3 separate regions of the Homo sapiens genome follow, and regions 1 and 2 are each linked to region 3. The links are chromatin contacts, found by Hi-C in ENCODE. All regions are on one chromosome and are shown on one strand. The core of a region is the stretch at or near the end of the contact, and the rest is flanking DNA. Distances in the headings are between cores, read along the strand shown. Region 1 holds the start of XPR1 (xenotropic and polytropic retrovirus receptor 1). Region 2 holds the start of TOR1AIP2 (torsin 1A interacting protein 2). Region 3 holds the start of NPL (N-acetylneuraminate pyruvate lyase).

Region 1 (2,700 bases), core at 37-2,536, 2.2 Mb after region 3:
CTCTATCCAGGAGCTGAATTGCCAGCTACTGAGAATAACCTATTGCAATGCTTAAAGCCTCTTAGGTATCTTGTCTTCTGAACATATAAATGGGTTCATTATCTTTATTTTTCCCTTTATTAATGTAAGGTTCCTTATTATCTATTAAATACCTTCCAGCAGTGTTAGCACAGAAATTGGGAGGGAATGGGGAGCATGATTTCTGTAATACACAGGTAAGGTATATTGTTTACAATATACTAATTTTCTCCCCAGCTAGCAAAAACTTAGCAGAAAATAAAAAAATGTTAATAATTCTCTTCTCTCCTTTCTCTTCCCTCCATTCCAAAACAAGAGGCAAAAACAAAGATGTTATTACTCTGTAGACTTCATGCAATCAGTAAAAAGAGTCTTATTATCAAAGCAGAATAGTTGATTACAACGTGTTTACAAAAACTATAACCACTACATATGTGATACACACTTAAGTCAAGTTTCAACCCCGTTACAAAGCCTTTGTCAACAGTGGGCAAGTGGGAAAAAGCCGAAGGGCTCTTTGGAATGAAGGAAATCACTGGAGGGGCTTCTCTTGGAAGACAAGGATTCCTTGGTGAGAGGTGTAGAGAGAGAAACAAGACCTAACCTTGGCGAGGGGGCGCTCGCCCAGGGTGGGGACGAGAGGTCAGGGCGAGTGGGGAGAAGGGGATTAGCGCGGAACAGCCGCGACCCGGGGCTGCCCTCGCACCGTGACTCCCCCACCTGCAGCTCACCCTCCCACCGTTCCCCGGCCCCGGCCCCGGCCCGGGCAGCGCCTTTCCTCCCGGCCCTCCGCCTGCATATCCGTTACCCCGGCGGCAGCGGGGCTGCGGGGGAGGGGAAGGACAGCGGAGCCGGGAGGCGGCCGGCCGCGGCGGGGATGCCGCAGTGGCTCCCCGCGGCAGCGGGTCAAAGTCTGCCCGGGCACAGGGAGCCAGCTGAAGCGGAAGGCGGCGGTGGACGTCAGGACTGGCGAGATGGTGGCCCCTCCGAGTCCTCCCACACCCCAGCCGTGCCGGTACCTCATACTGGATGTATTGCTTCCTCCACTCGGGAGTGATGTGCGCGGAGAGGTGCTCGGCGAACTTCATCCTGCCGTTTCCCCCTCACTCCCACTCGGGTCCAGCAGCTACAGGCGGCGGCGGCAACAGCGACTCCGACTCCTCCCCACATGGGCCCCGGCGCGGCGCGGCGCTGCGCTTCTCTCCTCCTCCGCCGCCGCCGAGGTCTCTTCAGAGCAGCCCGCCCGCCATCTTCCTCCTCCTCTCCATAGCCCCGCCCCTCCCCGCCCTCTGGACGTCATCGCCATGGTAACCGCCTACACCGCCCTGACGAAGGGGGTGCTGTAAGGGGTGGGGCTTGGGTACGCTTCTTAAGACTCCGCCCCTTGTGGGCCGTACGTGCTGGAGGCACCTCCCTGGATCTCTTCAGTCTGGCTCCTGTTGGCCTACAGCTGCTTTCTACCGCCTGTCTGGGAAGCAGCAGTGTTGTTACTGCAGTTAATATTAATACTGTAGCAACAATAATCCACACAAGACGTTTATATTTACAAAGAACTGTGCAAATATTTTTCCATTTTGATATTTATGCTTCATAAAACCTTTAAGAAATGGATCAGCACTAATCCAAACTAAGAAGCTAAAACAGTTCAGGACTAAATGTATTTAAAGGAACAGTATTTTACACACTCTAGGTGCTCAATAAGTGCTTATTGAATTTAATTAAAGACATCAATGCCAAAAAGTGCATGCTGCTTCTGAATTTCAATGTAATTGTCTAGTCCAGGGGCTATCAGAAAAGCCAATAAAAACACCAAATGAGGGTACCGACCGCACTTGTAAACTGAGCTTCCTGGGGTTGGGGGTGAGGGTTGGGAGGGAAACCAACGTTGAGAGGAAAGAGAACCCCGTAGAAGTACAGCTCTAAGCCCACCCCAGTAAAACCGGAAACAGGCCCAGCACCCAGGCTGAAGTGTCCCTGGGGAACATGGGCAGAGATCACTCACAGAGCTCTGTACTACATTGAGTGTGGGAGTGATTGTCTTGGAAGTCCCAATTCAGGACAGAAACCCAGGTCCTACCCTGGGTGGAGGAGACCTAATAATAATTTATTGAGCACTCACTGTTCCTGTACCAAGTGCTATTCTAAACCTCTTACATGTACTTTGTCCCTTGATTCTAACATTTTTTTTTTTGGTCTCGCTTTGTTGCCCAGGCTGGAGTGCAGTCACACCATCATGGTTCACTGCAGCCTTACCTCACATAGGTTTGTGAGCCATCCTCCCACCTCAGCCCCCTGAGTAGCTGGGACTACAGGCACATGCCATTATGCCAAACTAATTTTTTTGTTTATTTTTGGGAGAGATGTGGGTCTTGCTATGTTGCCCAGGCTGGTCTTGAGCTCCTGAGCTAAAACAGTCCTCCCACCTAGGCCTCCTAAAGTGCTGGAATTACAGGCATGAGCCACCTTGCTCAGCCTAACCCTCACAATTTTGATGAGATTTCAAGATTTACTAGGGAACTGCTATGCCTGGAGCAGTGCTCTGAGATATCATTCTCTGCTGTTGTCTTTTTTTCTCCATGTACTTTTTTCCCCTTTCTCTTCCCCTTAATTCATGCCAATAGGGATTCTGCAATCATTTCCCCAGGAGAGGGATGACACAAGATGGAAAATAGGCATAGACTA
Region 2 (2,700 bases), core at 157-2,656, 2.9 Mb after region 3:
CGCCTTGGCCTTCCAAAGTGCTGGGATTACAGGTGTGAGCCACCACGCCTGGCCAAAATAATTATTTTAAATGAAACATTTTAGAACAATAAATTTTTTGTACAGGAACTTTTTGCTTTAGGGTAAGCAGAAGTTCATTTATTTAAAGAGATAAATCTATCCGTTGTGACTTAGTAGTACAAATGAAGTAGGCAAACAATTTTAATAAGGAAAAGATGATTAAAATATTAAACAGGAGGAAGTTAATTAAAGACATAGTAGCTGGCTCCATTTATTCCCCAGTCTTACAAATGATAGAAAAATATTTTAATGACAATACAAATGAAAATTCCTGGAAATGTTATACTGAAATTAATTAAACACAATAAAGTGAATGGAATATAGTATTCTTTTTGTTGAATTAGGACTTGCAGTTAATTATTAAACACCATCCAAGAGTGTTACCAAATCCTGTCACTTCTGCCAAGAGAGGGTGATTGAGAAGTGAAGGCACCAAAAATCACATTAAATGAGGAATTATTAATTCAATAAATACTTGAGCTACTGTGTAGTAGGCAGTCCCTGTTCTCTGTGCTGGGGATACAGCAGTGAACAAAATAGACTAAAAGACAAAAAATGTTTCCTGCCTTCTTGGAGATTATATTCTATGGGAGGAGTCGGGCAAAAATCAAAATAAGTAAAATAGTGTGTTGGTCAGGACTGTTATGGGAAAAAAAAGAGGAAAGGGGAAGGGAGTTTTACATGAATAGATTTCTTCTTGAAATTTGGTTAGATTTGTCCTGAATTGCTGTAGGTCAAGAACAGGAATTTTAGACTTACTTCATTTTTCCCCCAACAAATTGTATGTTCTTGGGTAAATTGCTCGCCATCTCTTAATTTTCACATTTATAAAATTAGTAGATCAAAACAGCTATTTTTTGTCACTACTGTCATTTAACAGAAATGCTGCATACGTCATCTAATCTACTAATAACAAACTTATGAGGTAAGTAACGTTGTCCCCATTTGACACACGAGCAAACTGAGGTTTAGATTAGGCAACTCATTGGATTACATGCTCCTCTTAATGGCACAGAGGGTGTGTTCCAGGACATGGTGCTTGCCATTATCATTTGGTACTGCTGCTCACTGTGTTGGTCCTATGAGTTTCTTCAGTCTATGAATTTCAGGTCAGGGTGGTCGACGTCTTACAGAGATGCCTGTAATCCTGTCAGCATGAGATTGCATGGGACCTCTGCGGTTTGGTCGCGCATTTACCGCGCCTGTCGCTGGGTCAGACGACCTGGCAGTAGAGGGTGAAGGATGGAGAAGGCAGAAGGCAGGGCACGGAGACTACTAGTCCCAGGATTCCACGGGCGCCTTCCGGCGGAAAGTGTTTGTCATATGGGCGGGGACCCTGGACGACATTCGGGCCGCGGCGGCCGCTGGGTGCAGCCGAGCGGTGTGGAGCGGAGAGAATACTCGAAGGGCTCTCCTGATACTAACAGTTTTACGATTTAAAACTTCGCCAGAATTTGTAAGTAAACAAAATGACTATGCAGCTTTTCCATGTTTTAGTATTGAAACTGATATCTTGAATTTTTGAAAAGGACTTTCAGAAACGGTCCCTCCCCACCCCCACCTTCGTACCGCACAAATGGTATTTTTATTTTTATTGTTTTTGAGACAGGTACTTGCCCTGTCACCGAGGCTAGAGTACAGTGGCGTGATCATAGCTCACCACAGCCTCATACTTCTGGGCTCAAGGGATCCTCCCGCCTCAGCCTCCCAAGTAGCTGGAACTACAGGCCCGCACCACCATGCCCTACTAATTACTTTATTTTTTATTTTTATAGCGACAGGGTCTCACTGTATTGCCCAGGTTGGTCTCGAACTCCTGGCTTCAAGCGATTCTCCCACCTCAGCCTCCCAAAGTGCTGGGATTACAGGCGTGAGCCACCACGCCTGGCCTCACTCAAACAGTAAACGAGGTAGGTTGGGGGTATATTTTTGTTTTGGGATAAAAAGAAACTGAATCTTATAAATATTAAATGGGTTAAGATGTGAGTAAATTTTTGGGTTTAGACTTTAAGGTGAGAAGCCGAATTATTTTAGGGTTCGAAATGTGAGTGGGAAATTTGCCTACTAGTGTAGGCGGCGATTACTCCATTCCCAACATGCCTAGGTTCTCGACATTCATAATCTTAATCCTGAAAAGATAATACTTAAAAAAAAAAAAAATTGGTGCTAAAAAGGGCAAAGTTGAAGTTTTAGTAAGACCTCCTACCATTTTGCTTACATATTATATATGTACCATTCTCCCAATTGTATTTAATACCTGATGAAAAAGTTTGTGCCTTTTCCTTCTTTTAACAAATTTCATAGTACTCTCTACTTTATGAGTAATGCTTAATTATCAGACTTTATACTGTTACACAGATCCAGAAATGAGTTACATAGATTAAACATACTGGCTTTGTTTTACCTGTCTTTAGGTTTTAACACATTTTATTTTGGATCTGTATGAGAGATCCTTTCTTTGTTTTAAGCTGTGGCAGTTATCCATGTTTTTTGAGCTTTTTTTTTTGAGCACAAGATGAGGATATAAAAGGCCAGTGGAAACATTTAATAAAAAAAGGAACTTCATGGTAGAGTAACTACAGATGTTTTTGGAAGACTTTGTGTGGATTAGAATAGTTTGAAAAACTAACATTTGTTATG
Region 3 (2,700 bases), core at 102-2,601:
AAAAACCTTACATCAGAGTTATTAAGCAGGGTGGTTTTGGCTCCTCTCCTAGACTGTCTGCCATCTGGGGGCAATGGCAGCTTGGAAAATTTCTTTGCACAGATAACTACACTACGTAAAAGTTTGCTGCCTTTGCAAACTTTGAAACGCCTACAGGAAGAAATGGGATAAAAACGACTTTGGCCGGGCGCGGTGGCTCAAGCCTGTAATCCCAGCACTTTGGGAGGCCGAGGTGGGCGGATCACCTGAGGTCAGGAGTTCGAGACCAGCCTGGCCAACATGGCCAAACCCCGTCTCTACTAAAAATACAAAATTAGCCGGGCGTGGTGGCGGGAGCCTGTAGTCCCAGCTACTCGGGAGGCTGAGGCAGGAGAATGGCGTGAACCTGGGAGGTGGAGCTTGCAGTGAGCCGAGATAGCGCCACTGCAGTCCGGCCTGGGCGACAAGAGCGAGACTCCGTCTCAAAAACAACAACAACAACAACAACAACAACAACAACAACAACAACAAAAGACTTTAACAGAGAATGATCAGTATTTTTAAGATTCAAGTTTTTAATAAACTTGGGAATGTTATGCTTTGAAGCATAACAGATAATTATCATTATTTTTAAGATTCAAGTTTTAGATAAACTTGGGAATGTTATGCTTTGAAGTTTTCAGAGCTCGTAGCTAAAGCGAATAGCTCAAATGTTCTCCAGCCTAAGGCTTAATGTGAATTTAGATTATTACTGAAACATTGGGAGGGGGTATTACTCTTGAAATCTTATACCTCCATCCACAGATAAGAACACTCAGTGCAAAGAATTAAAGCTGCCTAAGTCAAATTCTTTTTTAAATGGCAAAGTTGTTTTTTTAAGAGACAGAAAGTGAGGGCAGAATGTACCTCTGGGCAGAGAATATCTTGAGGGACAGGTACTCGGAGAAGAGGAGATACAAATAGGGATTTTTAAAAAAGCAGAAAACCACCAATTTCTCCTCAAGTGAAGGGGGGATGTATCAGGTTTAACTTTAAGCTCTCTTCTGCTCAATTGCTAACTCTATTTTGAGGAAAGGACCTTTGGAGACCCGGCAGATATGCTGTCTGCAAACAATCCGGGGGAGTAAGTTCTTCTGCCCCCGTCTGTCCCTACACTTTTCGCATTCACACCTTCCCCAGATCCGTTTCCCAGCGTATCTGCCTTCCCTCTTTCCTCCGGGTCCGTCAACGTCTCACCCACCCGCGAGTCAGGCCCCAGCGCCCCTCCGCCCGAACGCCCAGGTCGTCGGGCCGTCTGCGTCCGTCTGTCCTAGCCCGTGCCGTCGCGGGCCGCGCTCACCCAGGCCTCCGCTCTTGTCCGTGCAGCCGCTCCGCCCGGCAGCCGCCGCCGCGCTTTATATCCGCGGCCGCCCGGCTCGGGCCCACGTGCCGCCACGCCAGGGAGCCTGGGGGTTGTAGTTCTGCGCCGCCGCCCGCGAGGCGCGCCCGGAACCGCTGGCCCGGAAACCCCGAAACGTTTTGCACACTGGAGTCTGCTCTTCCCCGGGTGTCACCTGAACAACATGGGCTGAAGTGACTCCGGCGCAGCGCCCCGGCTCCCCGAGGATCGGAAGCATCCGAACTGGCGGCCGGGTGCCCGAGAGCACGCGGCTCACCCGCGCCACGCCGAGTGCAAACCTCCCCCTGCCTCGTCTGCACGCCAGTCCTTCCCGCGTGCGGGCACCTCCTGGGCTCCGCTGCGTCTTAATTTTCCTTCTCTTGCGCAGGGCTCTGCAATCCCCACTATCTCGTGGTTCTGCGTTGTGAGGTTTGGGCTGCTGTTTCCGAGGCGTACGGAGAATCCCAACTGCCCATCGGCGTTCAGGTCTCTTCGGGTTGACGCCGCTGCACCAGCCCTGCAGACTCTCGTGTTAAAGAGAGATGAGCGAATTTTAAAGTGAATTATCTACTCATACGGGAGCTTTCCTGGCTTCTTTTGGAGAACATTTGAAAGAGTTTTGAAAGGGAAAATTATTTTTAACCCAACCGCCTCTACTTTCAGGAGTATCAGGAGTCTTATTCTAGGATCATGTACTGTGTGAATAAATCAGGAACAGAGCCAGAGACAAGTCCTCAGTTTTCTCTTGCTGATGTGATTCCACCTCAATTTTCCATAAAAGGCGATGGCTGATGCTTATTATTACATTTAGAGAAACTAAATTGTTCAAAGGGCTTTCTAGTTTGCAAAGTGCTTTTAAATGTATTCTAATAGTTCTTTCGTTGCACAGAGCACCAGAGATAATAGCTAATAAGTACTGTGTTCAGTGCTTACTCAGCCTGCACCGTTCTAGCTGTTTTAACATTTAATTCATAAAATAATCCCATTGGTGGGTCCTGTTTTATAAATGTATATATTACAGATGAGCAAGGATCATTCCATTTTACAGATCAGAAACAGGTTTAAAGAGTTGAAGTAATTTGCCAAAAGCCATAGAGCTGGTTAAGCTGTGGTTTGATTTCAAGTAGTCCAGAAGCTTGTGCTTTTAACACTATGTTATCCTACAGGAAAAAAAAATACAAAAAGAAAAGAAAAAGAAAAACCCTTAGTTACATGAAGCAAGTTCTCCTAAGGCTGCAGCATGGTTTTTGTTTTGGTTTGGTTTTTGTAATATTAACAAGAATATTATATCCTAATGGTACAATGAAAGTTTTTTTTTTTTTTGGAAAGTCACAGTTTAATAA

Evidence for each region. Hi-C counts contacts between places; a loop is a spot of excess contacts on that map. Pooled maps may share reads with other maps.
Region 1: a loop to region 3 is called in a map of CD8-positive, alpha-beta T cell, with 14 times the contacts of the local background. The contact joins the promoter of XPR1 here to the promoter of NPL in region 3. A Hi-C loop is called at or near these places in 2 of 168 maps with a recorded cell type or tissue (CD8-positive, alpha-beta T cell and naive thymus-derived CD4-positive, alpha-beta T cell) and 7 of 50 pooled maps.
Region 2: a loop to region 3 is called in a pooled map, with 12 times the contacts of the local background. The contact joins the promoter of TOR1AIP2 here to the promoter of NPL in region 3. A Hi-C loop is called at or near these places in 6 of 50 pooled maps.

What each region holds. Positions count from the first base shown.
Region 1 is chr1:180,630,608-180,633,307 of GRCh38, reverse strand. XPR1 (xenotropic and polytropic retrovirus receptor 1) reads right to left here and starts at 1,286. Exons shown (of 15, transcript NM_004736.4): 1 at 1,038-1,286. The coding sequence starts at 1,106. RefSeq lists enhancers at 421-921, 922-1,422 and a silencer at 547-926.
Region 2 is chr1:179,876,509-179,879,208 of GRCh38, reverse strand. TOR1AIP2 (torsin 1A interacting protein 2) reads left to right here and starts at 1,406. Exons shown (of 7, transcript NM_001199260.2): 1 at 1,406-1,516; 2 at 1,836-1,970. RefSeq lists an enhancer at 1,072-1,431.
Region 3 is chr1:182,788,424-182,791,123 of GRCh38, reverse strand. It overlaps NPL (N-acetylneuraminate pyruvate lyase), which reads right to left and starts at 1,351. Exons shown (of 13, transcript NM_030769.3): 1 at 1,319-1,351. RefSeq lists an enhancer at 1,198-1,698.